Regions from separate parts of the Homo sapiens genome. Here region 1 is linked to region 2. Evidence: chromatin loops called from intact Hi-C (ENCODE). Cell type or tissue: heart left ventricle. All regions are shown on one strand. Each heading gives the region's core, and the rest is flanking DNA. Links, peaks and the distances in the headings are about the cores only. Region 1 overlaps RASAL2 (RAS protein activator like 2). Region 2 overlaps RASAL2 (RAS protein activator like 2).

What was found. Hi-C counts contacts between places; a loop is a spot of excess contacts. Peaks named below come from ENCODE experiments on the same cell type or tissue, not always from the same donor. Only the 100,000 strongest peaks of a DNase experiment are listed, where the experiment ranks them.
Region 1: a loop joins it to region 2, with 2.0 times the contacts of the local background. A loop is called at or near these places in 25 of 110 quality-filtered maps.

Annotation. Positions count from the first base shown.
Region 1 is chr1:178,097,355-178,113,129 of GRCh38, forward strand. The region is part of intron 1 of RASAL2 (RAS protein activator like 2); the gene reads left to right. Among named protein-coding and RNA genes, the nearest start is that of RASAL2, 11 kb to the left of the region's middle. In heart left ventricle, for the core only: no CTCF peak of the experiment used is centred there; no DNase peak of the experiment used is centred there.
Region 2 is chr1:178,166,159-178,181,933 of GRCh38, forward strand. The region is part of intron 1 of RASAL2 (RAS protein activator like 2); the gene reads left to right. Among named protein-coding and RNA genes, the nearest start is that of RASAL2, 80 kb to the left of the region's middle. In heart left ventricle, for the core only: no CTCF peak of the experiment used is centred there; no DNase peak of the experiment used is centred there; H3K27ac peaks cover 882 bases.

The sequences.
Region 1 (15,775 bases), core at 6,622-9,121, 70 kb before region 2:
GTTGGCCTATAATCTTTATCCTGGCTCTTGGGGCCAGGCATTAACCAAGCCCTTAACTTAATGCATTTAAATCATGATTGTCAGGGAATTCTGGGGAGCAGTTTTATCAAAAGGTCAGTGAACTGAGTTTTCAAAGAAGATATATTGAAGGCAGATGTTTATTTATTTGGAATGTTTTCACAAGATAGGAAGATGAGTATGGCGATGTTGCTTAGGTCTAGTTCATCCAGTTTTGAGACCTAACCTACATAGCCATGTGGGTTCTAAAGGTAGGATAATAATAAGGAACTTTATTAAGTGCAATTTGCATCTCCTGCAATATACTTCTGTTTGAAATCATGATGGGAACAAACAACAACAGAAGTAACCCCCCAAAGAATATCTTAACAGGAACTTCTAGAAACAATATTTTATTAGTTTGCCTCACAAAATTTGAAGACTAGGCACTGTTTTGAGTTTCTTGTTGACAGGTTTGGCTCCTTGGTTGATAATACATATATATTGTGTACATATGTATATATTGTCATAATACGTATACTCAGGGTTTTGTGTATTGCCATGATTTGGAAAACTTTTCTGGAATATGTTCAGAGCTTTATAATAGGTGGCTCTATATTTAGAACACAAACTAATGCACATTTTTGAGATGTGGCTGAGAGAAAAATATTTGTGCTGTCTGTCCTAATCTTCATTTCCTTGTAGTTGTAAAATGTTTCATTTGTTTTATTCCAGTATTATAAGTTGTGCCCATGCCTTGTCAAGACTATAAAATTTTTGATATCAGGGAGCCTTGTTTATCTTTGTATTCTTATCTTGCCACCCCCTTCATTGTCAACTTGTCTGCCAGATTGGTACCTTGCTCATAGTAAGTCAGTGTCTGTTGTATGTTGATCCGTTTGTCCTTTGACCATCCAGATCTCAACCTGACTGACTGTATGGGTGGTAGAGTAGCTTAAACAAAGGCATGCCACAAACAGCTAAATATGGATACAGAATCCAAGAGCATCAAATGCAGAACATTTTTCAGATATTTATAGCCTCAAAGCAAAGTCAATTGGCTGAAAAAGCTCAGCAGCATAGCGAAAGGAAACGGGAGTGGCAAAGCCAGCCTCACTGTCTGTGCTTTCTGGTAAACAATGAGAACATTAAAATTAAATACTTTACCATGAATGGATGGGGAGTGTAGGACACTCTGGGAGAAATTTAAGATCCCAATCTCTAGGATTGCCTGCGGTGGAGCTCTGCACTCATCAGTATGACAGGTCTGCAAGTATGTGCTCAGATATGCTCTTGGAGAGTTAGAAGGGAAATATAATCAGCACAAGAAAGGGATCAACAAGAAATCTTGTACTTTTAAATTTTAATATTATCAGAAGGAATTAGGTAAAATATTCTGTTAAGAAAATGAATAGCATCAACATTATTACCATTAAGCTTGTATACAGCTCATTGTTTATTGATAACAACATAGGGACCTGCTGGAAAATTTCAAAGGGCTAGTACTATTTAAGCAAACAGAAGAAAAAGGGAATTAATCATACTTCATTAAGTACCTTATAATTCCAGAAATGTGGCAGTGGGAATTCGGTAAGAATTAATAGAAGTTCATATTCAAGAAGTGAATATGAGCTGATGAGACAGAAGTCATATCTGGTTGTATTATATGATACTGCTTACGCCTCACCAATTAAGACACAGGATGAGATTTTTAAAAGTTACGTTTCTAGAGGTTATGTCTCTAAATTTATTTAAAATGTTGCAACTAGTATGGCTAGAAGAAAATCAGTGAGTGTGTATAAAATACATCCCCAAACATGTTCATGTTCCTTAAATGTCTTAATTTCCTCAGGTACTGTTAATTGAATCTTTACACCTGAGTAGTCATATTTTAGAAATTTTTGGAATCTTAAGCTTGAGTTCAATACTTAGGATGTGGCATAGGCTTGTTGATGTATTAGTTTCCAATGATTTCCAAATACATTAAAACACATTAAGAATAGACAGTTTTTCATTGAAATCAGAGAGAACTTCTAAGAATGCCTAGGCATGTACTGTTTAAGTGACTTTAAATAGCCCCCTTTTTTCTTCTTTTGAGAGAAAATTTGTATGTCTTATTTAAATTGTGTGCTCTATTAATGTAGGTGATAGTTTCATTTATAACATCTTAGTATTGTTCTACCCTCTATCATGTTGGTTCACTGCTATTTGATTTTCAAACAGTGAAAATATTTTTAAGGAATAGAATTATACATCCACAATCTCTTTTCCAAAACCATTTGGACTAGACAGTTATGTTAATATTTCTGCAGTTAAACAAGTGAATAGGCCGGGCGTGGTGGCTCACGCCTGTAATCCCAGCACTTTGGGAGGCCGAGGCAGGTGGATCACTTGAGGTCAGGAGTTCAAGACCAGCCTGGCCAACATGGTGAAACCCCGTTTCTACTAAAGTACAAAGAAATTAGCCGGGTGTGGTGGCATGCACCTGTAATCCCAGCTACTTGGGAGGCTGAGGCAGGAGAATCGCTTGAACCAGGGAGGGGGAGATTGCAGTGAGCTGTGATTCCACCGTTGCACTGCAGCCTGGGTGACAGAGTGAGACTATCTCAAAAAAAAAACAAAATCATACCAAGTGGTATAAAGACTATAAATAGCCTTATGTCAGTGCAGGTCAGACTTTACTGCCAGAAAAGTTGCATACAGTCTTTTGCTTTTCAGAGCTTTTTTGATTTAGGAATTGCAGATATGGAATTGAGGATCTGTACAAATCTTCAGACATAAATAATACAAAGTTCTAGAACACCCCTCTTTAAGAATAGTTTGTGTGGATATCCTTTATCTTTTTCAGATAATAACATTTACTGAACACATTTTTAAAAATGGGCCGGGCGCGGTGGCTTATGCCCATAATTCCAGCACTTTAGGAGGCCAAGGTGGGCGGATCACCTGAGGTAAGGAGTTTGAGACCAGCCTGGCCAACATGGTGAAACCTTGTCTCTACTATAAATACAAAAAAAAAAAAAAATTAGCAGGGCATGGTGGCACATCTGTAATCCCAGCTACTCGGGATGCTGAGGCACGAGAATCGCTTGAGCCCAGGAGGGAGAGGTTGCAGCTAGCTGAGATCGTGCCACTGCACTCCAGCCTGGGCAACAGAGCGAGACTCAGTCTCAAATAAAAAAAAAAAAAAAAAGTTGTACAGTTGTGTTTCCTACTATAGTGAGTGAAATTTCTGTGGTTTGCTAAGAAAAAGAAAAGAGATTCACATGACATAGTAGGCTTTACCAAGATTATTAAGGAAATGGTGGCAAGGTAGTGGTTTCGGATCCTTTGTTTCATTAGAAGGAAGGATGAGGTAAGTTGAAATAGAGGGTTTATGTAATTGTTCTTTGCAGTTGCTTTCTTCAGTAGCACAAAGTGATTTGATCACCTTTTAAGTAGGTGAACCACAAAAAAGCATTCAACTAATGACAGTTAATTCAGAAAAACTTCAGCTGTTTGCTCCCTTGTCCCTCCCTATTGGAAAAACTTTTAACTAACTAGAGAGTTGTTTGGTCTTGTTAACCAGGAGGAGGAGTTTGAAGTGTGCTAAGGGCACTGCTAAAATTGCTTCACCCTATCTTGGTAGAGGGATAATTGCTGTCTGATGTTTGTAAAAACACCTTTCTTCCCAAAGGCTGTCAAGTACTTCTTAAGGCTAGCATGTAGAAAACCCTTTTGCAAATTTCATGTAGTTTATTTTATAGTGAGAGGGCAGCCCATCAAGAAGTAATGTGGTTCACAAGTAGAAGGGAAAAGAGAAGTCTTGAGGCCCAGTGCAGTGGTGTTAGTGAGTATACAGTAAACAAAAGAAATAAAAATTGAACCCTTAAAGGCATAAAAACATTTCATTTGCTAGACTATGATACAGAAGTTATCACTTTCCTAATCTCTACAGCTGGGTTCAGATATGAGCTGTCTGAATTTTACCTTCCCTTACCAGGTGTTAGTAACATCAATTAATTGTCTTTGTTGGCTTTGCTCATAAGGGTTCAGTTTAGATCCTGATTGTATTTTTACCCCTCCATAAATTATCTTCAACATTGCTCGAGTTCCATTCACATTGTGTCACTTGTAGCAGACTTTCTAAAAGTACCCCTTACCTCCATCCCTGAGTCTAAGGGATTGGTAATACTTATAGATATTGATTGAGAGAGTGAAAATTTAGTGAGGGGAAAACATTCAACATAGATAAGATAACAAAATTCGGAAGAGTAGTCTGAAAAGTTAAAATGAAACCTTAAAGTCAATAGTTTTTGATATTTTTCAAAGCAATCCTTTAGGTTTTCTCATTGAAGAAACTGGCTCAGGAAGTTTAGCTTATTCCCAAAATTGGAGACAGACTCCACAGTTTGTCAGGATTGGAACTCTTAACCTCAGATTCCTTAGCCTCCTGATTTAGCTTCTAGATCTTGCTGCCTTCCCTTAGGGAGATGGCCTCTCAAAGCTGAAGGTCAGGAAAACTCGACAGTGAGAAATACCAGATTGTTAGTTTCACAGTCTTTTAAGGGAAATGCTGGAAATACCATTACCTAGGTAACAGAAAACAAAAATGGACAAAACATCCATAAAGTAGGAGGATGAAAATAATTTCATAGTAATCCTTAAGAGATAGACCAGAGGACAGATGAGATTTTTTTTTTCATATTTTTCCTAAGCTTATTATGCATACTTTTTTTGGTGCTGTGATTGGAAGTGATGTCTGAAGGAAATTTGAATTTCATATATGATGCTTAGAACCCTGAATAATACCTAATAACTTTGTACCTTCCACTTGAATTTCTAACCTCTGATTCCTGTCATTAAAAATTAATACCCTTTTTCTGATTATGAATATAATTTGTGCTTAACATAAAGAATTAGAATTTTAGGAAAAGCCAAAATTAAAATCATTTGTAATTCTACCTCTTAGAGATAACTATCATTTTTTTTTAAATATTATATTTTAGAGACGGGGTCTCATTCTGTTGCCAAGGTTGGAGTGCAGTGGCGCAATCATAGCTCATGCCCAGGTTGGAGTGCAGTGGCGCAATCATAGCTTACATATTATCCATTGCCTGGGTTCAGGGGATCCTTCCACCTCAGCCTCCCGAATAACTGGGACTACAGGAGTGTGCTACCACACCTGGCTGAGATAATTATTCTTTTAATATTTTATTGTGTTTTATTCCAGTCTTTTTTGTGTACAGATTTTTTTGTATTAATACATATTTGGTATCAAACTGCATATATTTTACATTCTACTTTTTTTCTCTTAAGTGTATTTTCTCATGTTATTGAAAACATTAACACATTTTTTTAAATATGTTATTTATTTTAAAAAATAGGTAATATATTCCTTTGTTCCAAAATTCAGAGTATAAAAAGATATTCCATGAGCTCTCTCTTACTCTTCCTCCCTGCCTCTACAACTTGCCATCTGGCAGGCATGGTCCCTCTTCCCAATCAATAAATACTTGAAATTGTTATGTATCTTTCCATACCTATTCCACGTGCATAGAAGCAAATGTAGAGATAGATAGATATGTAAAAATCCTGCCATAAGTGGGATCCAAGAAATCTAGTTTACAAAAAATTCAGGGTTATATTTCTGTGAGGTTAGTGAAATGACCAGAACAAACCTGCAAATGAAGTTGGCCATGAGTTCTGGGGGTCTGGAGCCGGTAAATTGCTTTATATCTGAAATGATATCATAGGTTTTTACTGTATATATGCATTTTTCTCTATTTTTACACGTATGATAACCCATTAGAACTGATTTTTATCTGCACTTTGAGATTGCTTCTTCTTTCTTCCCCCCGCCCCTCACTTATTAATGTATCTCAGATATATTTTCCTTTCATTTTGTAAAGAGGTACCTCATTCTTTTTATGGCTGCATAATGCCTGAATTAATCATAACTCATTTAATTATTCCCCAAGTTTTGCTAGTTCAAGTGATTTTGCAGTGAATGATCTTGAGTATAAGCCATTTTGCTTGTGTATGAGCATATCTGTAAGAAAAATACATAGAATTGCTAGGTCAAAGGTACGTGTATTTGTAATTTTGAAAGATATTGCCAAATTGCCCTACCTGTCTGTACTTCGCCCGCAATATATGAGAGTGCCTGTCTCCCCACACATAATGAATTATCACGAAATTTTGGATCAGACAATCTGAAAGGTAAAAATGGTGTCTTAATTTAATTTTTTTTAATATCTTTTACATTAAGTGTGATTGAACATCTTTTCATTTTTAAGAGTCATTTAAATATAACCTTTTCTGTGAACTGTACATACCTTTTGCCCATTTTTATTGGGTTCTTGGATCTTTTTCTTAGTGATTTGTAGGAACTATTAGTATATTAAGCAAAGCATACTAAGGAACTCTTAGTATTTAAGTAAAGAACCCTTTATCTGCAACAGTTGCCAGTATTTTCATTTTTCTTATGGTATTCCCCCCACCCTTATGAAGAAATGATTCTTACACAATTGAATGTATCGGATTTTTCTTTTATGGCTTTTTGGTTTTATGTCAGAATGTATTTTATGTTAGAATGGGCTTTCCTGGGAGTTCTCTGGACCTTTATTTTGTAACCTCAGAATAGGAAAGCCCATTCTTTTTTTTTCCCCCTCTACATACACTAAGTACCTAAATACCCTTGGGGGACAAAAAAAAGAGTGGGCTTTCCTGTTCTGAGGTTATGAAATAATTCTCTCTTGGTTTATCTAGTACTTCGTTGGTTTTATTTTTTACATTCAAATCTTTAATCCAGTCTGGTATTAAATATGAGATATGGATCCAATTTCATTTTTTGAAAGATGGCTTTCCAGTTGTCCTACCATCATTTGTTGAAGAAACCAGCTTTTTCGCACTGATTTAAGAAGACTTCTTTATTCTATACAAGATTGCCATTTATATTTTGGGTTATTTCAAGATTTTCTATTCTGTTCTATTGGTCTGTTTATATTCATGTGCCAGTATCACACAGCTTTATTGTTGAGACTTTATAATATGAAAATACAATTTTTAATGACTAACATTATTTAACCATTATTCTATTTTAGATGTTAACATTTTTCAAAAAGTTTAACACTTTACTGATTTGTCTTTGTGCACAAATCTTTGATCCAAACTTCTGAATGTTTTCTTATGCTGAATTCCTAGAAGAGTATGAAATGTTTTTAAAGGCCTGAGATTTAGTGCGAAATTGGTGAAACCTTCCTGGAAAGTAATTCCTGCCTCTAGTATGTGAAATATGGCTCATAATTTTAAGTTCTACTGCTGTGTTGCTACTTTCAATGTATTAAAATCTTTTTACATAAATTTTATATAATACCTTAAACGTTACTTAGCACATATTAAATGCCTTGAGTCTTTATGCCTTTAAGACTGTCCTTCAAAAACTTAGTTGTTGTTTAAATGGTACTCCTTTTTATTAATGGCATATTTCCAAGTGAATGAGGGAAGGGCGGGAGTATAGACTCAAAGCAATTGGTCTGCTAAAGGTCAAATCCATGACCGTGACCTTACTTGTATTATGTCAGACCCTCCAACTGAAATAACTTGATGCAGACATATGTTTTAGGTATTCTAAGAAGCACACAGTTGGTAACTTTTATCTCAGCTAGAAGGAGTTGACATTCATGAAAGTTATTTTGAACATGATTTGAATATAGTTTCATTTAGTTTTACCTGGATGAGTGATTGAGTTGTATGTCTTATATAATACTGTGTTAATGACCCAGTTTTATAGCATGGGATTAATTTAGGTATGTTCTGAGGAAAGTTTTTCATAATGTTAAACAAAGCCAAATCCAAGTAATGGCAACAAGAACTAATATTAATGATTAAAGTAATTTAAAATCTTTTCTTCAGAAAAAATAATGGCAGGAATAGGAATAAGACTATGGAAAAAATCATATTTTATATAGACCGTTAACAAAGTTAACCAAATTTTCTTTTACCATTTAGCTGTTTAGCATGTAATACATAAGCATAAGCTTGTCTTGCTAGGCCAGAAAGGAGCAAACTTAGAAAAAGAACAAACTGTTTTTAACTTTTAACAATGACTTAAAGTAGTTTGAAAGTGAAATGAAAAAATAATCCCTTATCCAGTTAATACTCTGGAGGTTTGTAGGAAAATTTGTTTAATTCGGGCAGGATAGAATATGCAAATATCTTGCTCCATAAATAAGTACTAAATAATGAAGACATATGAAGGATATGATACAGTGGGAAAGTATGGCAGTATTTTTGTCAGTTTTTGAAGTGTATGAAATTACTAGACACATTCTCTTTTTGTTTTTTGGGGTTCTTTTTTTTTTTTTTGAGACGGAGTCTTGTTCTGTCACTCAGGCTGGAGTGCTGTGGCTCTATCTTGGCTCACTGTAGCCTGGACCTCCCAGGCTCAAGGGATCCTCCCACCAAGTAGGTGCTACTTCAGGTGTGCACCACTGCGCCCAGCTAGTTTTTTGTTTACTTTTTGTAGAGACGAGGTCTCACTGTGTTGCCCAGGCTGGTTTTGAACTTCTAAGCTCAAGCAATCCTCTTGCCCCAGCCTTCCAAAGTGCTGTGATTATAGGCATGAGCTGCTGTACCCAGCCACGTTTTCTTTTTGAACTCAGTAAAAATCAATTGTAGTTTTAAAGCATTTTACTAATTTAGTTCATGGAAACATGAAATCGCTGTAGATGACAACATTATTGTTAGGAGTTAATCTATAACTCTGTTGCTCTGAGGGATACACTGACAAGGTGAAGATTATTCTTGTTTTGTTTTTCTGTTCTTGTAATGAAATTTTTTTAATGTCATATTTTATGTAATAATTTTCCAAAAAGGATAGCATGTACACTATCTCCAGGGTAGTGACTGACAGCATAAAAAATCTCTTTGCCTGGCTATAATCTATATTTGCATGTTCCAGTTTGTGCTGAAGTATAGCATATCCACAATTCCTAGATTTCCCTCCATGGTTCCCTTAGGCTTGACTGTGTACAACTTTATGTGTATTTGTAAATTTCAAGACTGCCCTTGAGTGAGGAAACCCAAGGCCTTTCTGTTGCATGTTCCTATTTTGAAATGGCTGCTTTTTGTCCAAGTGGTTGCTGATTACTCTGTATCAACGTATGGACCTTGAATAAGATGGTCAGTACAGTAGCTACCAAGTAACGAAAGATATGTTGTAATGTCTAAAACAATGACTTTGCTTTTAATGTTGTCTAGTTTTATAAAGACTTCATGGTTTTCCTTTTTATAGAAAATAAAATTTATATTCCTGTTTTTGAATCTAGCTTGATAACATGATTAAGAAAAAATGGTATCATATGGTGATTTCTATTGAAATAGAAAGATACCCCAGATACAGTCGATTTCTTCCTGTTTTGTTCAGGTCAGAAAGTCTTCAGTCATTCTTTTGCAAGTTCAACCAAAATAAGCTTAAGAGAACATTTTCAGTTATTTGCATTTTAGGTTGTAGTTTTGGTCTATACTGAGATTGTCATGCCAGAGTGTCACCTTGAGAGAGGCTTGACTTTGTAATATCTATTAGCTGATCATCTTTCTTTTCCTGTAGCTTAACTAGCATAATAAATTTCCTCATATATATCCAGTAATATTATTCTGTTTACCTGTGAGCATATTGTATGAAATTATATGTTTTTACAGAGTTGCTTTTTCCCTACAATCTTGAAAAACCTTGCATTTTTTTCTGTCAACAAACTTATTAAACATGATAAGTCATTTCTCCATTTTATCAGGGAAATAATTGTGAAAAAGTTAGTGACTCCTAACGATTCTTGGTGATGTGAGATGATTACTATTTGACTCCCAATCCAGTAGTTTCTTTTGAAATATTACCCTCTATTATTGAAGTTCACATTTACTGTTTTAACATATTTGTGTTAAAATGTATTACAAGCATTTTTGTGCTTTTCTAAGTTGTCTTAGAATTTAACAGTATGTCTTATCCTATCTTCTCTGCCTCTTTGAGACCCATGTGGATAGTAACAGATATTGAGTTCTTTGGTGAACTGCAGGAATAAAAGTGAGGATGCTAGATAGAGTAACCAATAAATTATTTTGTGTTTTTTTTATTATGGTAAATATAGCAAATTTTCATTTTAAGTTTGCTATATTTAATAAGTATACAATTTAATGATATTAAATACATTCATAATGTTGTGTAACCATCACCACTACCTATACCCCAAATGTTTTCATCATCTTCAAACTTCCCATTAAACAATGACTCTCCCTTTCCCCTCCTCTTAGCAGCTGGTAACCTCTATTCTTTCTGTCTCCCTGAATTTGCCTATTCTAGGTACCTCATATAGGTGAAATCATACATTTGTCCTCCTGTGTCTGACTTATTCACTAAGCATAATGGCTTCAAGGTCCATTCTTGTAACATGTATAAAAATTTCATTTTTTATGGCTAAATAAATATTCCATTGTATGTATAAACTATATTTTTTATCCATTCATTTGTTGATGGACATTTGGGTTGTTTCCACATTTTGTCTGTTTTGAATAATGCTGCTATGAGCTTTGGTATACAAATATCTGTTTGAGTCTCTGCTTTCCATTCTTATATACCTAGGGGTGGAAATGCTGGGTGTATGGTTGTTCTATGTTTAGCCTTTTGAGAAACTGCCAGACTGTTTTGGTACAGCAGCTGTATGTACCCTTTTACATCCTTACCAGCAATGCACGAGGGTTCCAGTTACTCCACTTCCTTACCAACATTTATTATTCATTTTTGGTTTAACCATCCTAGTAGGTGTGAAGTGATATCCCATTGTGGTTTTTATTTGTATTTACATAATGATTAATGATATTGAGCATATTTTTATTGCTTATTGGCCATTTGTATATCTTCTTTGGAGACATGTCTATTCAAGTCCTCTTTTTTGCATGAATTCTCAGTAGATGTATTGGTATTTTTTAGATTGTCACTGATGGTGTTAATTATTCTACATATTAATCTTAACTCTGGTAACTGTGACAGTCATGAGCATGATGATAATGATGATAATGAGAAAACTTGTTGAGTGTTTGCTGTGAACCTGGCACAGTTCTAAGTGCTTTATGCCTGTTAACTTATTTAATCTTTATAACTACACTATCAGGTAAATACTATTGTTTTTCTCATTTTATAGATGAGGAATTAGAGGCATAAAGATGTAGAGGAACTTGTCCAACATTATACAGAAAGCAAGTGGCTGATGCGGGATTTGAATCTAGACAGTTCCTCTCAAATCTGTGCTCTTAATCACTATATAATTTGACTTCTCACAAATAAAGAATGCAAATAGTTATTATAAAAAGTATTCAGTATGATGTTTGTTAATTTGTATCCCAATCCTGTAGTTTACCTGTGAGTTTTATATTAGCACCATGACTATAAAATAATGACATTGTTATGCTTGATACGCTTTGGATGTCATAATTTACAGAATATTTTCATCGAGTTGTATAAGTTTTATTAACCGTAGATAACATGAGGAAGCTCTATGTGGGTGAGCCATTTGAATAGTTTTGTATTTAAAAAAGGTTAAAGTCTGTTAGCTCTCTAAAATTCATGTATTTTTAGCAGTAATATAAAATATGGACTTTTTTTCTATAAAAGCATGTCTTTCTATGCCTATTACTTATGTTTGATCAAGCCAGTGAGACTACTGATAGTTAAGAAATCACACAATCTTAAGAACCACAAGTTGTATTCATCTGGGACATAGCTTTATTTACTCCAGGATTTATTCAGGTGGCTCTCTACTTTAATATTAGTAATTCTAGGAAAGAGAATTCACTTTCACAGAAGCAGGTCAGTTAAAACATTGCTCAGAGCTTAGCCCTACAGGAGATATTTTAGGACATTGATAGAATTCACAGTTTTTTGTTTTGTTTTTTTTTCCTAGATGAGGGTCTTACTGTTTTGCCCAGGCTGGTCTTAAACTCCTGAAGTCAAGGAATTCTCTTGCCTCAGTCTCCCAGGGAGCTGGGATTATAGGTGCATGCTTCTCTACTCACCTTCACATGTTCTTTTCTAAAAGCTCAGGAACACTGTGGGCTCCTAGTGAGCCTAGTTCTCTTTCTCTAAGTTCCTCTTGAGCCTGACTATACTTATGGTACATATGCTTTATAATTCATAATTTATATCCCAGGGTTTGTATTTCAAGGACTCAGAAACTTAAAGTATGATTCATACACACAAAACTGTGAATCAGTTTTGAAATTTAACTCCATTTCTTACAAATAGGTTGCAGTTCTTAAAAATCTGTGATTCTGTTTTGGCCAGTTTAGCAATGGGAAGTGAATTACAGTATTTCATTCTGACCAATTCATATATCTTTTTAGAAACCAGATTTAGGCGAGGCATGGTTGGCTGACGTCTATAATCCTGGTGTTTTGGGAGGCTAAGGTGGGAGAATCTCTTGAGGCCAGGAGTTGGAGACCAGCCTGGGCAACATAGTGAAAACCTGCCTCTACAAAAAATAAATTAGCCAGGTGTTGTGGCCCGCACTTGTAGTCCTAGCTACTTGGGAGGCTGAAGCAGGAGGATTGCTTAAACCCAGGAGTTCAAGTCTACAGTGAACTGTGATCCTGCTACTACACTTCAGCCTGAGCTACAGAGTGAGACACCATCTCTAAAGCAAACAAACGAAAAACCGGATTCAATAAGAAAATTGCAACAACAAACTACACATCTTTAAAGTGTAATTTGATGTATTTGAAATAAGTAACCATGAAACCATTACCACAAGCAAGAAAATGAACACTTACTTTGTCTAAAAAGTTTCTTTGCATCCCTTTGTAATTCCCCCCTTTCCCCAGCCTAACACTAGACAGCTACTAATCTGCTTTCTATCTGTATAGATTAGTTTGGATTTTCAAGAATTTTATGGACATTAATCCCTCATTATTTACCAGGGGATTGGTTCCAGGGTCCCAACAGATACCAAAATCCTCAGATGCTGAAGTTCCATATATAAAATGGCATTCTATTTGCATATAGTTTAGGCTTATCCTTCCATATACTTTAAACCATTCCTAGATTACATAAAATAGCTAATACAATGTAAATTCTATGTGAATAGTTTTTATACTATATTTATACAGTGTATATATAGTATATATAGCATATATAGTGTATATATATGCTATATATACTATATATACAGTGTATATATAGTATATATAGCATATGTAGTATATATATGCTATATATACTGTATATATACACTATATACACTATATATAGTGTATACATATATATATATATATGTATGTATACTGCAAACTCCACCTTCCAGGTTCAAGGTATTCTCATGCCTCAGCCTCCTGAGTAGCTGGGATTAAGGCACACACTACTATGCCTGGCTAATTTTTTGTATTTTTAGTAGAGATGGGGTTTCACCATGTTTCCCAGGCTGATCTCGAACTCCTGAGCTCAGGCAATCCGTCTGCCTCAGCCTCCCAAATTTGGGATTTGCTGGGATTACAGGATTGAGCCACTGCACCCGGCCATACTGTATTGTTTTTTAAAATTTGTATTCTACATTTTTTATAGTTGTGTTTTTTTCTTTTTACGGAATATTTTTGATTTGCAGTTGGTTCAATCCATGGATGTGGAATTTATGGAAGGTCAACTGTAAGTGGAATTGTATGATATATACTAATTTTTTGTTTGGCTTCTTTCAGCATATTTTGAGATTCATCCATGTTGTTGCATGTATCAATAGTTAATTCCTTTGTATTGCTGATAGTATCCCATCGATATTCTACAATTGTTTGCCAGCTCGCCTTTTGATGAACATTTGAGTTGTTTTTAGTTTTTGACTATGACAGATAAAGTTGTTGTGAACATTTGTGTACTAGTCTTTGCGCACACCACCACACCTGGCTAATTTGTATTTTTTTGTAGAGACAGGGTTTTGCCATGTTGCCCAGGCTTATCTCAAACTCCTGGGCTCAAGTGATCCTCCTGCCTTGGCCTCCCAAAGTGCTAGGATTACGTGCATGAGCCACCATGCCTGACCTTGTTTAATATTTTAAGAAACTGCTGAATTGTTTTCCTAAGTGGTTGTACCGTTTTCCCACTAGCAGTGTGTGGCAGGTTCCATTATCACATTTTCCTACCAGCAGTGTACGTAGGTTCCATTTCCATGTTTTCCTACCAGCAGTGTATGTAAGTTCCATTTCCACATCCTCATCAATACTTAATTTTAGCCATTTCAAGAGGTGTGCAGTGATAGCCATTGTGGTTTCAATTTATTCAATGACTAATAATGTTGAGCAGCTTTTCATATGCTTATTGGATATTCATGTATCTTTAGTAAAATGTTCAATCTTTTGTCTATTTTATTTTATTTTGTTTTAAGATGGAGTCTTGCTTTGTCACCCAGGTTGTAGTGCGATGGCATGATTTCAGCTCACTGCAACCTCCGCCTCCCGGGTTCAAGCGATTCTCCCACCTCAGCCTCCCGAGTAGCTGGGATTACAGGCACCTGCCATCATGCCTGGCTAATTTTTGTATTTTTGTAGAGACAGAGTTTCACCATGTTGGCCAGGCTGGTCTTGAACTCCTGACCTCAGGTGATCTGCCTGCCTCCACCTCCCAAAGTGCTGGAATTACAGATGTGAGCTACCGCTCCTGGCCTCTTTTGTCAATTTTAAAATTGATTTTTTCTTATTTATTGTATGAAGTCCTCATATATTTTGGATATGTCCTTTGTCAGATATGTGATCTGTAATTATTTTTTCCTCATTCTGTGGCTGGTCTTATTCTCTTAAACCTTTCAAAGAATTAAAATTCTTAATTTTGATGAGGTTGATTTATCCCTATTTTCTTTTGCTTTCGTGGATTGTACTTTTGCTATTTTATTTAAGAAATCATTGTCAGCTGGGCACGGTGGCTCATGCCTGTAATCCTAGCACTTTGGGAGGCCAAGGCGGGTGGATCACGAGGTCAGGAGTTCGAGACCAGCCTGACTAATATGGTGAAACCCCGTCTCTACTAAAAATACAAAAGTTAGCTGGGCGTGGTGGTGTGTGCCTGTAATCTCAACTACTCAGGAGGCTGAGGCAGGAGAATTGCTTGAACCCGGGAGGTGGAGGTTGCAGTGAGCCAGGATCGCGACACTGCACTCCCGCCTGGGTGACAGAGCGAGACTCCATCTCAAAAAAAAGGAAAAAAGAAATCATGAAAAATGATGAGTTCATGTCCTTTGTAGGGACGTGGATGAAATTGGAAATCATCATTCTCAGTAAACTATCGCAAGAACAAAAAACCAAACACTGCATATTCTCACTCATAGGTGGGAATTGAACAATGAGATCACATGGACACAGGAAGGGGAACATCACACTCTGGGGACTGTTGTGGGGTGGGGGGAGGGAGGAGGGGGGAGGGATAGCTTTGGGAGATATACCTAATGCTAGATGACGAGTTAGTGGGTGCAGCACACCAGCATGGCACATGTATACATATGTAACTAACCTGCACAATGTGCACATGTACCCTAAAACTTAAAGTATAATAGTAAAAGAAAAAAAAGAAAAAAAAGAAATCATGGTCTAGCCCAATTTCACAAAGATTTTCTTCTATTTTTTTCATTGAAAGTTTTATAGTTTTTGTCCTATCATCCATTTTGATTGTATTTTTGTGTGTGGTAAAGAATAAGAATTGAAATTCTTCTTTTTTTAAATGGATATCAAATAGCACCATTTGTTGAAAAAACTATCCTTTGAGCACTCAGGT
Region 2 (15,775 bases), core at 7,820-10,319:
GAATTTTTTAAAATGGATTGTGTGTTTGTGGTCAATCTCACTGTTGCAAAATGTGAAAATAATAGCTGTGTAACACAATATTAATGTGATCATTTAACTTAAAATTCAAGGCATGCCATCCAAGTGGCAACAATTTTCAGGTGAAAGTTTTCTATGAAATGATAGATATCCTCATGGGACTAAAATCCTCATGGAACTAATATCTCTTGGCTTGTACCTCCTCAAAGGGTAATGATCTCTTGGACTATTTAATAGTTAGCATCCTTATGATATACCCAAAGGTAAGCAATTAGTGTCAATTATAATGATTAAAAAGAACATCTTTTAAAAATAAACTTATGTGAGTAAATGAAGCCAGTTGAAAAGTCAACCAGATATATTTTGTATATCTTATCTAAAAGAGATGTAAAAATAAATGAACACTTCCTCAAAATACAATCTTCTAATAAGTAGTGTCACCAAAGATCCCTTGGGGTTTTTCTAAGCTGTGTGAATACAACTTGTCAATCATAGAGGGGAGAAAGAGTAACCACCACAATTAAATAAGACTTGGAAATATTCAAATATGAAGACTATACATTAGGAGTATTTTTTCGTGTACTAGGTAAGTAGGTAGTCATAAAAATGTCAGAAAATTGACAAATGGTACCTAATTTATGTTAGGTTGTAGGTGCCTAATGTGATTAGGATGTGGCTGAAAGTTCTATATAGTTTTAAAAGTCCCCTGTTGTTATGCTTATTCAAAAGGAAAACTGCTGAATTAATTTTTAAAAATCAATTATTAGGAGTCATTTTTAAGTTAACTTTCAGTCATTTACATGGATTTTCACAGAGTTTTATTAAAGTTCTTTCTAGCCCCTACTCTGAGGAAGGTTATTACTCAAAATGTTCAAACAAAAAATTTCCTAACTGATAAATCCAATAAGACTTTCCTCCTGTAACAAGATCTGGCAAGATGTTTTCCATTTTCAGAGTTTTCTTTAGGCTTTAATAATATGTACAGTAAGAGTGTTCATAAACCACTAGGTTTTGTGTCTTATGCTATTTAAACACAGCACATAATGACTGTGGACTTTAAGTTTAAATTAGAGAGACAGACAGATAAAGCAGTAACAGAATCAGAGAATTATGATTTCTAATTGGCTACTGTGAAACTTCTTCATATAAGTGATTTTACTTGTCTTATTTGTTGATATCTGTAGTATACAAGATAGAAATAGTTTCAAATATAAAGCTGTGCTTACTTTTCAGATAATGAATCAAAATAATAAAATTTCAGTTACTTAATAGAGAATACTATTTATAAATAAGAGATTGGCATTAATTTGATTTTTCTTTTTAAAGTACAGTTGATCTTTGGACAAAATGGGTATGGGGGTGTCTATAATACTCCCTGCCTTGCAGCCAGAAATTTGCATGTAACTTTTGTCTCTTCCAAAACTTAACTACTAATAGCCTACGGTTGACCCGAAGCCTTACTGATAACATAAACGATTGATTAATATACAAATAAACTAGTATTTACATATATTTTATCCATTGATGACTTGCCCAACTTTTTCTTTTCTTTCTTCCTTTTTTTTTAAATTTCTATGCTACATGGTTTGCCTGCATGTTTTTTCAAATTGTCACAAATCTCCAAAAATTTTCAAATACATTTATTGAAAGAAACTCACATGTATGTGGACCCGTGCGATTAAAACCTGTGTTGCTCAAGGATTGACTGTTGTTGTGTGAGGAAAGGATAAACAGATCACTGCTTTTAAGGGGGAGTGCAAGGTTTTAACTGTATCTAAGAGCATTTACAAAAATAACAGTTCTTCTTGGATTAGAGCGTGTTTTCAATATTAACTAACAACCAGATTTTCCTCTCAACTTTGGAAACTGCTGAGGGTTAGCTTGATTCATGGCACAAGCAGATGGCATCCTGCTTCTGGCAAAACAGGCAGAAAATTCCTTTAGCACCCACCTGCATATGTTCTAGTCTTTATAAAATCCTGTACACTTTTAAACTTAAATACTCTCCCCAGTTTTAACAAACATTTATTGAAGTTGAAATTGAAGATAACACACAAATAACTAAGATTTAGTCTTATTTTAGACCCTGTGAGAAGCCAAAAAAAAAAAAACTGTAGACCAGAAAATATAGTATTTTATGACTGCACAAATACTACATATATTATATGAAGATGTAGATACATATCCCCAAGAAGAAAAGTTTATCAGAAATATTACTACTATAAATCTTTTTTTTTCCGTTTTATACCTTTAGCTTAATTTCTAGAGGATTGTTTTTTGTAAAGTACTTCATGAAGGTTTGAAGTTTGTAATCAGAAGTTTTTACTGGTAATCTATGAGGGCACTGCTGTTTTGAGTATGATATTCTCTAGACCTAAAGTCTCATTTTAAAATTTGGAATTGTGGTATGTACCATCTTTATGTGGCCTGCAGAATCTCAACAATAGCACTGCTAGCTCTGTAGGCTAGTTGAAATGCACACCGGGCTGTGTGTTTGTGAGACTTTTGCTTACAGGCTTATGTTCAATCTCACAGCAGTCAGTGGGACTGTCTGCACCATCACATGAGAGGTGGGTTGTGAGTCACACAGCATGAACTCTTTATAGCCACTCTTATTCCTGTTCTTTACTGTGTGGAATTTTAGAGTTTGTCACCGAGTGTTTTGCAGCTCCTATGTATACACCAAAGTCTAATTTTAATATGTTTTTGAACATATTTGATAATGTTCCAGTTCATTGTAGTTGTATAGATTTATTCATTTTTTAACTGCAAAACTGTTTTTATGTAACATTGAAGATGTCCCGGACAATGAAAAAAGATCAATGAAGTTATCCTTAGTTTTCATCTTTTATTGAGGCAGTATTTATTGTGTGAGAGCAATAGAAGATATAATCTTTGATTATGAAACTTTTTAACATTAATATGCATAGTTGCCTACTTTTCCTTTAAAAATGTACCATTTGTCAATTTTCTGACATTTTTATGACTACCTACTTACCTAGTACACGAAAAAATACTCCTAATGTATAGTCTTTATATTTGAATATTTCCAAGTCTTATTTAATTGTGGTGGTTACTTTCTTCCCTCTATGATTGACAAGTTGTATTCACATAACTTAGAGAAACCCCAGGGGATCTTTGGCGACACTTCGTATTAGAAGATTGTATTTCAAGGAAGTGTTCATTTATTTTTACATCTCTTTTAGATAAGATATATAAAATACATCTGGTTGACTTTTCAACTGGCTTCATTTACTCAGATGAGTTTATTTTTAAAAGATGTTCTTTTTAATCATTACAATTGACACTAATTGCTTACCTTTGGGTATGTCATAAGGATGCTAACTATTAAATGGTCCAAGAGATCATTATCCTTTGAGGAGGTACAAGCCAAGAGATATGCGGAAGTCTTATTGGTCCTACTTGTGTCACGTTTATTAATTGAAGAGTACTCTTCACAGTTTTCAAGTTTGTACCTTTCCCAGCCGTTCTATTTATTGTTGAAATTATCCTTCAGAACCCATATGCTGAGTTCTGAATGTAGACCACAGTTGCATTTCTATTTAGAGCCTTTAAAATGAAGGCTGTGGTATTTAATTATGTGACAGTACAGTTTTAAAATGAGGGTGGAGTTAGGTGTATGGGCCTTACCAAAAAGCAACTTGTAAAAATTATTAGGGTGTTTACACTTGCCAGAGAGCTGCCTTCTTAACATTCCATTTTATACTTTAAAGAAATACACATCATGGAAGAATGGGAAGGTTTAAAACATTAACAGTTTGGCTAAGTGATTATGAATACATTTATTTCCACTTAATTTCTTCAGTGTATGATTATATCCTTCTCTATCCTCCCCATTCTCATTTATTTTAGATTTTATCTTTTCTTGTTTGATTTAAATTGCTCCTTATTTCTTAATAGGATACATTGAAAATAGGCAATCCTCTCTGTTACTTGGTTGCTAAAAAAGATTCAAGACATTTGAAAGTGGATTCTTGACCTGCATTTATAGGAAATATGTTGTTGACTGGAGAACCACATATTTGTGAAGTAGACAAAAAAGTTTCCTCTCCCTATTTTAATATTTATAAAGATACAGCAAATTGTCCCATGCACTAGCTAAATTGAGATAGAGAAATTCTGTGGTCTTTTCCTGGAGGAAGTATGTAAAGATATATTATATATATATATTTTGGTAGTAGCATAATGGAGGATGCTGCTAATGTGGGAAGAGCTAAGTCATAGTTTATTCTTTCATTGTAGTAAAATATATAATCAGACAAGGGAATATGTAATTGGAAACAGAATTTTTAGGGGGATTAAACTATTTAATATTTATTCATATGTATAACTATTTAAATATTTTCTCCTTTTTATAGCATATTTTTCAAGAGGAATTCTTTGGTGGTTTTTACTTGGAGGTGGTTCTTTGTTCATTTCTTAAAGTTGTTTTATTTGCTCTTTTTCTCTGAAGGACATTCTATTTATTCATATTTCATGGTCTTTTTATATATATTATATATCCATGAGCTCTTATCTATCTATAACTCTTTTTCAGTTCTTTAGGTTTTAAATATTAAATATTTATTCATCAGCAATTCAACATAAATGCATGTAGTCACACACATGAGGCACATACATACCAGCCCAGGTGCTTTTATTTAAAGTTATCAGTTCTTTTTGTTTTTTAGTTTTGTTGATTTGAGTTGTTCATGATTTCATTTCTTCCTTTGTCATTTCTCACTTATTTTTTATGAAGCTTTGTCTCAGCTGGTTTGAATGGGGGCACCGAATTCATTTCATTTAAATTTCTTGGCATATGCTCTTAATTCAGTGTAAGTTTGCTTGTCTTTATGTCCTTAAGTTAATTAATAATTATTAATCAGCAGTCAGTAAACTTATACACCATTCCACGTGGGTTTTCCTTGGAAAATTCCACAGAACGTATGGAGTATTTTTATCCGTATTATGTCTGTGCCATCCAAAAGTAATTTCTACTCCTTAAGACATGAGTTGAAAAGAAGAGGAATGAAACATTAGGCCTTTTAAATAATGTGATCTCTCAGCACATTGTACCTGCTCACTCTTATTTTCACAAGGGTACTGGTTTTGTTTTCAGAAAGAGACACCAGTAGTTCAGGCAATTTAACCAGTAACTGGTTCCTGTAAACAGAGTAAAGGCTAACTGCAGACTGTCATATATATTCCGAGTAGCTTTCCCCACAAAAGAATAAAAGTAATTGATACTTGAGTTGCCTGTTAAAAATATTGGGAAATTCATATTTTTGAAGCCCTAGTAGTTAGTAGTTTTGAGGGAAAAAAGGACTAACCATTTTGAAAGTGAGCCTATTCAGACAATATTTTACTTGTATAGTTGGGGTGCACAGGTTGGTGTGGATTATATTCCTGCTATAGAGAATAGGTTATAAATAGTTTCTGTGGCAAAGTTCTTTATCCAGTACTTAATATAAGCTATTTTAATGAGGTGGCCTATTTGGAGATGTTTTATGAAGCTTTGGCCTAAGGGATGAGGTTGGAGGAGAGAGATTTAAGACTAAAGTGTTAGGAGTAGTAACCTTCCCAAATTTTCATTGCTTTCTGTTTGGCAGTCTCTTATGGGAATATACCATGAGTAACCATCTCTACAAATTTGCCTTCTTACTTGGGTCTGTCATTCAAGTATTTTCAAAAGGATTTATCATGGCTAATATGTTTTGAATTAATAAGTTTATGGGTATATAAACTTGATATGTTCCTGGAGAGCTTTTTCATGCTCTATTTCATATGTTGCCTTACCAACGTTTCCCTTTCCTTTTTTCTCTCTCTGTTCTTCCTTTCCTTCCATTCATTCATTCATTGATAGTCCTTTTCAAACCTTGGGCCAGGACAAGGCCTAAGTTTGAAACTGTTATTGACTGTTACCTGTTTGGAGAGGTTGTCCATGAAAAATTAATAGGAGATGAAAGACATGTCTATTTCATGAATTTGCAAGTCCTTCATACCATTTTACCATGCCATCTTTTTCACATTGTTTTGTAAAATCAATTATATCTACAAATTGGCCCAGATAATAGTTTGTCAAAGGTTAATGTGAGGGGAATGGCTGCCTCTGACTGTGGCCTAAATAATGTGTAGAAATGGTGGTGGTCTCAGTAGAGAAGCTGGCTGTAATCCCAGCCCCTAGCATAATGAGATAGATAAAAATATTCTACAAATTAATCCTGTAAGCTACCATTGAATATTCTGTTTGTAAAGATGTTTAACAGGTTTTTCATTTAAATCTAATATTGTTATCCCTAGATCAGTGGTTCTCAATCCTATCAGACCTATTGCCCGCTTGTTGTAGCAAATATTTTGTGATGCTCTCTTTAGCCTATCCTGAAGTAAAATTGACATATAGTGAAAATCACCTGAACATAAGTCAAAAGTGATTATATAGTAATACCTAAGTAATATAAATGAGAAATAATAAGGAAAATAATTTAGAATAAAATAATTTGTATTTCAGTATGTAAACACTTAAGCATATACACTAGGAGACATAATGAGATAGTGAAGTCCTTGCACCTATGTGTAGAATCATCATAATTGCAGTATTTCCAAATGCAGATTAATAAAGGTATGTTTCATTGGCAGCTCAAATACCACAAATAGTGTTGTCATTGGTGACATGATTTTTCAAAAAGGTCAACAACCTTGGTAAAGTTCCAAACAAAACAAAATACAGACTTCATCTATTTACCTGGTAATTGCATTCCTAGAAATTCAGTGTGTCTTAAAATTGTGTAAAAATATCTTATATTTATGTGTAAAACAGATTTCAGTTTCAGGCTTAGATAATTATAAATGGATTTTCACCTATGTGCATGTGTGGTTGGACGTTTGTCACTTTGTGGGAATATCCATGCATTCCATTCTAACATACGTGTCCATTTCTCCATCCCTTCCTCCCCAGTGTTGTGGGGAGGAGAGAACTCTGCATTTCCATAGCAACCTCTAGTTACTGTAGTAACCAAATACACACAAATTCCAATGTGCCACCTACGGGGGTGCATAGCCCCTATTTTGAACCACTGCCCTGGAGGAATGATCAATGGGAAAATAGTTTTAACAGTCCAGTGTGTCTCCAGTAAGGCAGTGTGGTCTGTTCTTGGTATTCATGTTTCCTGAGATAATGGCCTTTGTCATAGAATGCACAGAATAAATGAAACATAAAAGGCCACCATCACATTGTAATGTACATCTAAATATAGCATTTGCCTTGGTGGAAAGTGTGTATACCTGTTGTTCCTTTTTAGGGCAAAGGTCCTAATTTGGTGTTTGGGTATTCCCTGAAATTACACATTTCGTATGTATGTTCTTGGGTACATTTTTCTGGGGAGATGATTTTCAGTAGATCTGTAAAGAAGTGCCTAAGGTCATGATGGAGTCTAACAGGTATGGAAGGAACCTGTTCTGTTTCTGTGAACCTTAGTGGCACACCCTGAGATTGACTAAGATTCGAGTAGCCTTACCTTTACCACTACTTCTTTCCTTTTTCCTAGAAGTAAGGATTCAAATCCTGAAATCCATTTTTGAAAAATGTAGATTTTTTTGAAACTGTGGCATTAAAGTGCAGAAGGAAAGCTAACATATTGTCATTGGGTCTTTATCCTTTCACATGACAAGAGAGGAATTTTAATGGTTGGGTAAAGCTTTCCAGGATATCAGTTATGAAAAACAAGCTTTTTTTTTTTTTAAAAAAGTTCATATTGTAATCAAGACTTTTCTCCTTAATTCCCCCCTCCCCACTATTAGTTATTTCCATATTTAAGACTATGATTCATACTCTATGAAAATTACTTTTAAGTGAGGCAGTGACATTAGGACAGATTTTACTTAGTTGATGCAGCCTCTTCCTTTTGCTTGTTACTTATTCTAAAAAGTTTTCAAGAAGAAATTTTGTCCCCTAATAATTTAGTATGATATGAAAAACGTATTAGCATATAATTTTTTTTCTGTCCTTGGAAAATGTCAGCAATATTCTTATACCTTTCTCTAAATGCTTAATTTAGGTCTTATAGCTCTTTTCCTAGTAGTCATTTTAGAATACTATATCTGTGTCCCTCATCTTATGTCTTTCTATATCCTAATTATTTGGGAGTTGGGTTCAGACTTCTTTCAATATTTGTCATTTTTTATTTACTGTCCAAGATTAAAGTTTGCATGGTAATACGGTTTCCACTCTGTTAAGCTGGAAAATTTAAAAAGCTTTCATCAACTTTTGCAGAAACAAATGCTGTACTTTTCTAACACATGAAATTGAGTGATGGCCTAATATACACTTCTAAGCAAGAATCCTGTGGAAGAAGAAGAGTTAATGGGTACTTTTCTTATCAGGTTGGCACCTGATAAAATGAGTTGCATAGGTTAGATGAAGTTTAAACTGTTTCTAGACCAAATTCTCTAAATGTTGGAGATGAGTTATTATTAGGTCAGTCAAGAAGGCCACAGATAACAAATGAGAGGCTAATTAATTTCCTGCTTCCTGCTTCTGCCTCTGGATTTAAACAGTGTAGAGTGTTCATGCACGAACCCTTTGACTTTGGCATTTACTTTCCAAGGACAATTGAAGGCAATAGCTGGTTCCTTCATGTGCTAAATTCAGCTCTTTCCTGAGCTTGCTTTAAAAAATAATCATCCTTGCCAGATTGCAGCTTGTGAGCTACCTGTTTTCAAATTGGTGTAAATTATTGTCAAATTGTGATTGCTATGTATTGCTTACCTAGGTTGCAAGAAGCTTTTAGACAAGTTTTACTGTAATGTACTAAGATGAGATAGAATCATATAGTACATGGCAGATTACTGGGAATAAGGAGGTCCTAGATTTTAGAACTAATGTCACTGAATTGACTATTGCCTTTGGAATTAACTACTTAACAAAATTATCTTAACTATTTTAGTTTTCTCATTAATAAAATAGGAAAGTATTATCTTAGGTCCCTTTCATTGCCATGATTTTGACATGTGTTTTTTTCCCTTATAGTTAAGTTATGGGAATGATTAATGCTGTTAATTTAACTTTGAACATTTTTATTAACTTTTTTGGGGGGAAAAGTCGTATATGAGAGTAGAAAACATTGTGATACCTGCAAGGGTTTATGATGAAAGGGAGATCTACGTCTTCTAACCTAGACTTCCAAATTTCACAGGACTCTCCCAGAACTAACAACTGTTGGAACTGTATCCATCCAGAAATATTCTGTGTATATACATGGTTACGTGTGTGTGTGTGTGTGTGTGTGTGTGTGTGTGTGATAACTATGCCCTTTTTTCACCAATTAAACGTACTTATTTAATTTACTTAATTTACTTCTTTTAAACTTTTTAAAATTTCAACAGCTTTTAGTGTACAAGTGGTTTTTGGTTATATAGATGAATTGTATAGTGGTGAAGTCTGAGATTTTAGTGTACCCATCACCCAAGTGGTGTACATTGTACCCTATATGTAGGTTTTTTTTTTTGTCTCTCACCCCACTCCCAACCTCCGCCTTCTGAGTTTCCAAAGTCCATTATATATCACTGTGAATGCCTTTGTGTACCCATTGTTTAGGTCCCAGTTATAAGAGAGAACATATGGTATTTGGTTTTCCATCCCTGAGTTAACTTTACTTAAAATAATTTTCTCCAGTTTCATCCAAGTTGTTGCAAAAGACATTATTTTGTTGTTGTCGTTGTTTTAATGGCAGAGTAGTATTCCATGGTGTATGTATACCACATTTTCTTTATTCACTTATTGGTTGATGGGCACTTAGGTTAGTTCCATGTCTTTGCAATTGTGAATTATACAACAATAAACATACATATACAGGTGTCTTTTGATGTAATGACTTCCTTTCCTTTGGGTAGATACCCAGTTAATGCTATTGCTGGATGGAATGGTAGATCTACTTTTAGTTCTTTAAGAAATCTCCATACTGTTTACCATAGAGGTTGTACTACTAATTTACATTCCAACCAGCAGTGTATAAGCATTCCCCTGTCACCACATCCATGCCAACATCTGTTGTTTTTTGACTCTAGTTGTGGCCATTCTTGCGTGGCCATTATTGCAGGAATAAGGTGATATCTCCTTGTGGTTTTAAATTGCATTTCCCTGATGTTGAGCATTTTTTCATGTTTCTTGACCATTTGTATATCTTCTTTTGAGAAATGTCTGTTCCTGTCATTTGCCCACTTTTTGATGGGATTTTTTTTTTTCCTTGCTGATTCAAGTTGTTTGTAGATACTGGATATTAGTTGTTTGTCAGATGCATAGCTTGCAGATGTTTTCTCCCATTCTCATAGTTCTCTTTCACCGAGCTTAGACGCAGCCTCAGAATCTTCTTAATACTTGCTTTGGACAGACATAACCAACTCATCAGAATTAGTAACTGTATGTTAAGCCATATTTGTTGCATTTTTTTTTTTTTGAGAAAGAGGGAGAGAGAGAGAGAGACAGACAGACAGAGAGACTCCCTCCCTCATTCCTCCAGGCTGGAGTGCATTGGCGTGATCATAGCTCACTGTAACCTCAAACTCCCGTGCTCAAGTGATCCTCCCAGCTTAGCCTCCTGAGTAGCTGAGACTACAGGCGTGTGCCACCATGCCTGGCTAATTCTTTTTTTATCATTTTGTAGAGACAGGGTTTCACTATGTTGCCTAGGCTGATCTTGAACTGTTGGCCTAAAACTATCCTCCCACCACAGCCTCCCAAAGAGCTGGGATTACAGGCGTGAGCACCATGCCTGGCTATCAGGTGCAATTTCAAAATTCTATTTCAGGGATTCTATTTCAGGGATTCTTTATACAGAAAATTAGTCTAAATTTTGCTAGTTCCAGAATAGTCTTCAGCTGAATATTTTCTTTAGTTGTTTAAAGGAACAGTGGGTAACATGAATAGTTGTGAGAATAGTACCATGAATTAAGTGTGTGATACTGCCTGAGAATTAAAATTGCCATGCTGTTTGGAAAAACATAAGGCCTGAATTACGTGTTTGGAGTTTAATACTTTCGAATGGTTGCTGTAGGTTTCAGTATGATCTTAAGTTATCTGGATCAGTGTTACTTGGGATTCAGCAATTATGCTGTGATCTTGAATTGCATCTGATGTTGATTTATATACCTTGCAGCTTAATTTGTAGTAATCTATGTATATAATTCATTAAATATTCACTTACTATGTGCCAGAGACCATGCTACTTGCTGATGTAATAATGGTAAGCAGGGATTGACAAGGTTCTTGCTCTCAAGGAGCCTGAAGTTTAGGTTAAACAGACAAATGCATAAATATAAACTAGTAAGTACTGTAAAGGAAAGAAACATGCTTCTAATAGAAAAAATATATTAAAAAGGAACAGTACCTTCACTGGGAAATACAGGAAGACTTCTCTGAGGAATTGATCTTTGAGTTGGGATTAAAGTGGAAAAAGCACTGGAAGAACATTCCATTTTGAGGGAATAGCATGGGAAGGTCCCCATGGAATGAAGAAGGATGATGTATTAGAAAAACTGAAGGAAGGGGATAATGCTGAGCCAGGAAAGTAAGGAGCCTAGGCAGTGTAAGATGATTCCAGAGAGGCAGGCAAGGGGTAGACCTACAACTATAGTATAAATAACTAACTTAAATGACTATAGAACATGATAATTCTGAAACGTTCTGTAAATAGTTTTTGTAATTAATAATGGATAATGCCCTACATTACAATTATGTTTTAGACTAGAAAAGCATTTCCCCTCTTGATAAAGTTTCAAACTATTCAGTGGAGAAACTTGAATCTCCATATTGTAGGGGTTATTTCTCTTTTGTGATTATAGTTTTCAAATTTCGTATTGAGTGTTGCTTACTGAATTGAGTTTAGAATCATCAGTTATCATAAGACTTGTGTCATTAATAAAAATGCAGTTTGAGTGCTTCTTAACACTAGTCCAAACATTTAGACGTAAGATCACCATAAAAAAATTCAATAGGAATAATAAATCAGCATCAGAGGATATGAGGGATATGAGGGCCTAAGTGGGAAATGTGTGTACCAACTTAAAACAAAGAGCTTGAAAATTTAAAAATTACTTAAATAATTTATTTCATTTATGTGATGTTAGCAACATGATGATAATCTGAAATGAAGACCTCACATTCATTTATGGGGGCCAAGGTAAAAAAAAATCATTCAAATCATTACTTAGTGAAGGGAGGAAAAATAATATATTTCTAGACAGATTCGTAACTATTTTTTTCCTCTGAGATACTTTGGAAGCCTCCATGTAATCTTTTTTATATGAGATATTGCAAGTCAATTTATTACACATAAATTATAGTTGAGGGATTTTGCTCAAATTTCTGAAACCTTAAAGAATTGTGAAAGCCTCAAACATATATTACTAAATTATATACTAAGTTACCTATATGTATGATTTCTCCTTCGCAGTGCTTTTTCCAGTGCTTGTGCTTTTCTGAATTCGTGCCAGCTACTAGTACTCAAACAGTTTGTTTTTATGGGATATGTAGTAGTGGCTGACAACTTGAACACAAGAGATCATAATTAAAAAGAAACCTGGAAAATAGGAGAAGATGCAAAAAGAAGATTGTTCTCATTAATTGAGGAAAAGTATATGGAATTCTGTATTAATTCTTTTCATTTAAAAATCCTAAAGGACCCGGCACCTCTACTAAAGTTCAATTGCTTTATTATACTTATACATGAATGACTGCATTACTTATTATTTATGCTCTACTTTCATATAGCCAGATTTCATTTATAGTACCATAACTTTTTGCTATATACCACATACTAAGTGCCTTTTATGTGACTAGAATTTTGCTAGGTGTTTTACTGATATTATTTGAAGTCCTTACAACATATTTGCAGGGTTGGTGTTATTAGTCCTGTTTGAGAGAGGTGGAAACTGAAGCTGATGATGTGTTGGTGAATGTTTTAAAAACTAGTTCTTTGGGGTAAAAGTTCTGATTTGTAGTGTTTGCTGATTTCTGTGGTGTAAATATTCCTGTTATGGCTGATTTCAAGCTACCAGCCTGAAGTCAGTGAAGGGGATTTGGGAAGAAGAGATGAGCACAATTGGTTCTCCAGCCAGTGTGATCTGGTTCTGAAACACCACTGACTGAGGCACATAAAAATGAAGTAACTTTTCTTTGATAATGCCAACATTCACACTTGTATCAGTCTAATAATTCTAAAGACTGTGCTTTTTCCACAATACTCCTTTTCTTTACTGGATAAAAGAGTAGCGAAGAGTCCACCTCTTCAACTTGAGAAGGGAAGAAAGAGGTAGAGGAGATAGAGAGGGTAAGAGAAAGGAGAGAGGACAGGTAGTGAGCAAAGTTGAGGGAGGAAGAAAGGAGCTTTTAGATTGAAGATTGAGAGCAACTGATGTAGATCGTTTGGAGGTGGAAGAAGAAAAACAAGTCTTATAAAGTGATAACACAAGTTTTATCAAAATGGCAGCAGTCGGCTGTGTTTTTGTCACTTTCAAGAGGACACCTAGTATATAGAAATGATAATAATGGCTACCACAACTTAAGGGGAATTGTGTTTTGACAAGCTTCCTGCAACTGATGATCTATTCTTATCACTGTCATTCATACAACTTCAACTAATGACCACACTGCTACACACAAAGCAGCTCAACAAAGTAGCTAATCTAGATAATAAATAACAATCTTGTTCGTACGAAATAGAAAATAACCATAATTTTCTGAGGGTAAAAAAGCCAACTATGCCATTGTACATTCAACGTTTACAAAATTTCTTGTTGTTATAAATAACAAGGGGAGAGGAAGCTAGTTCCAGAGGACATCTGGAATGAAAGATCGTTCACTGGAATTTTTTAGAGTTTGATTATGAAATACTTATTAATCTGGATTCTCTAATCTACAGTATAATCCTGTCGTTGTATGTAGCTTTGAGATACATAAGGTTTCAGATTAAAAAGTCTTTCCATATGTTTATAACCAGTCACATAAAGGTCGTGTATTTTACTGAAATGTTTTGAGTTATCTTAATGATACTTAGCTTCTTTCATAAGGCATATAGTCACAGTTGAGCTAAGTAGCAGGACACACAGGGAAGACAATGCATTATTAATTTTAGAAATCTTTCCCTTTACCATTCTTGCAAAATTAATCTGATACTAAAATATGATACTAAGAGGCTGGGCATGGTGGCTCATTCCTGTTATACCTGCACTTTGAGACGCCAAGGCAGGTGGATGGATCGCTTGAGTCCAGGAATTCAAAACCAGCCTGGGCAACATGGTGAAACCTCATCTCTACCAAAAAAAAAAAAAAAAAAAAAAAACCCACAAAAAGTAGCCTAGTATGATGGCGCGCCTATAGTGCCAGCTTCTCAGGAGGCTGACGTGAGAGAATCGCTTGAGCCTGGAAGGTGGAGGTTTCAGTGAGCTGCGATCACAGCACTGCATTCAAGCCTGGGTGATGGAGCGAGACTGTCTCACACACACACACACACACACACACACACGATTCTGAGAAAGAAGAAAAGGCATTATTGCGACTCTAACCACAATTTTTAATTAGCCTCTCAGCTAGTAGTATCTAGAATTTTTATGCACAAAATACTATAATAATCCTGAAAAGTTACTTTACTTAAAAAAAAAAACCCACAATTTATTCTGTATACAAATAGCCAAAGACATAATTGAAGCTGGGGAGAAGAAACCACTGAAATTTAATTCTGCTTCTCAGGTTTCATATCACATAAGAAACAGATACACATTTCTTCTAAGTTGTTCGACCTAATGACATAATGCTATTCATAACATTTTCTTATCCTTTTAGTGTTTATGGAATCTGTAGTAATGTCCCCATTTCATTTATGATATTGATACTTTGTAGCTTGTCTCTTTTTTCCTTGATTAATCTGGCTAAAGATTTTTCAGTTTTATTAATCTTTTCAAAGAACCAGCTTTTTGTGTTACTAACGTTTTTATGATATTTAAAAATAAATATTAATGATAGAATAGTTTTTGATTTATAGAAAAATCACCAAGATGGTACAGAGTTCCCATATGCTTCACACCCAATTTCCCTATTACTTATATTAACATCCTTATTAATATGGTACATTCATCATACTTAATGAAACAATATTAACCATTATTATTAAATAAATTTCCTACTTGATTCAGAATTTTTTTTTTTTTTGAGGCAGTGTCTCACTCTGTCACCCAGGCTGGAGTGCAGTGGCGCGATCTCAGCTCACTGCAAGCTCTGCCTCCCAGCTTCACGCCATTCTCCTGCCTCAGCCTGCCGAGTAGCTGGGACTACAGGCACCTGCCACCGTGCCCGGCTAATTTTTTGTATTTTTAGTAGAGACGGGGTTTCACCGTCGTTGATTTAGATTATTTTTACCTAACATTCTTTTTCTGTTTCAGGATGCCATCTAGGATACCACATTTAACTTTGGTTGTCATATCTTCTGAGATCCGATCCATCTTGGCATCTTGGCTGTGACAGTCTCTCAGGCGTTCTTTATTTTTTATGACCTTGACAGTTTTGAGGAGTATTGATAAGGTTTTGTAAAAGTACCTCAACTGGGATTTGCAGTTTTTTTTTTTTTAATCATAGTTAGACTCAGTTTAAGGTTTTTATTTACAGGGAGACACAAAGGTAAAGTGCCATTTTCATTACATCATGTCAAGGGTACACACTATCAACATGACTTAACATTGTTAATGTTGATCACCTTGTTGAGATAGTGTT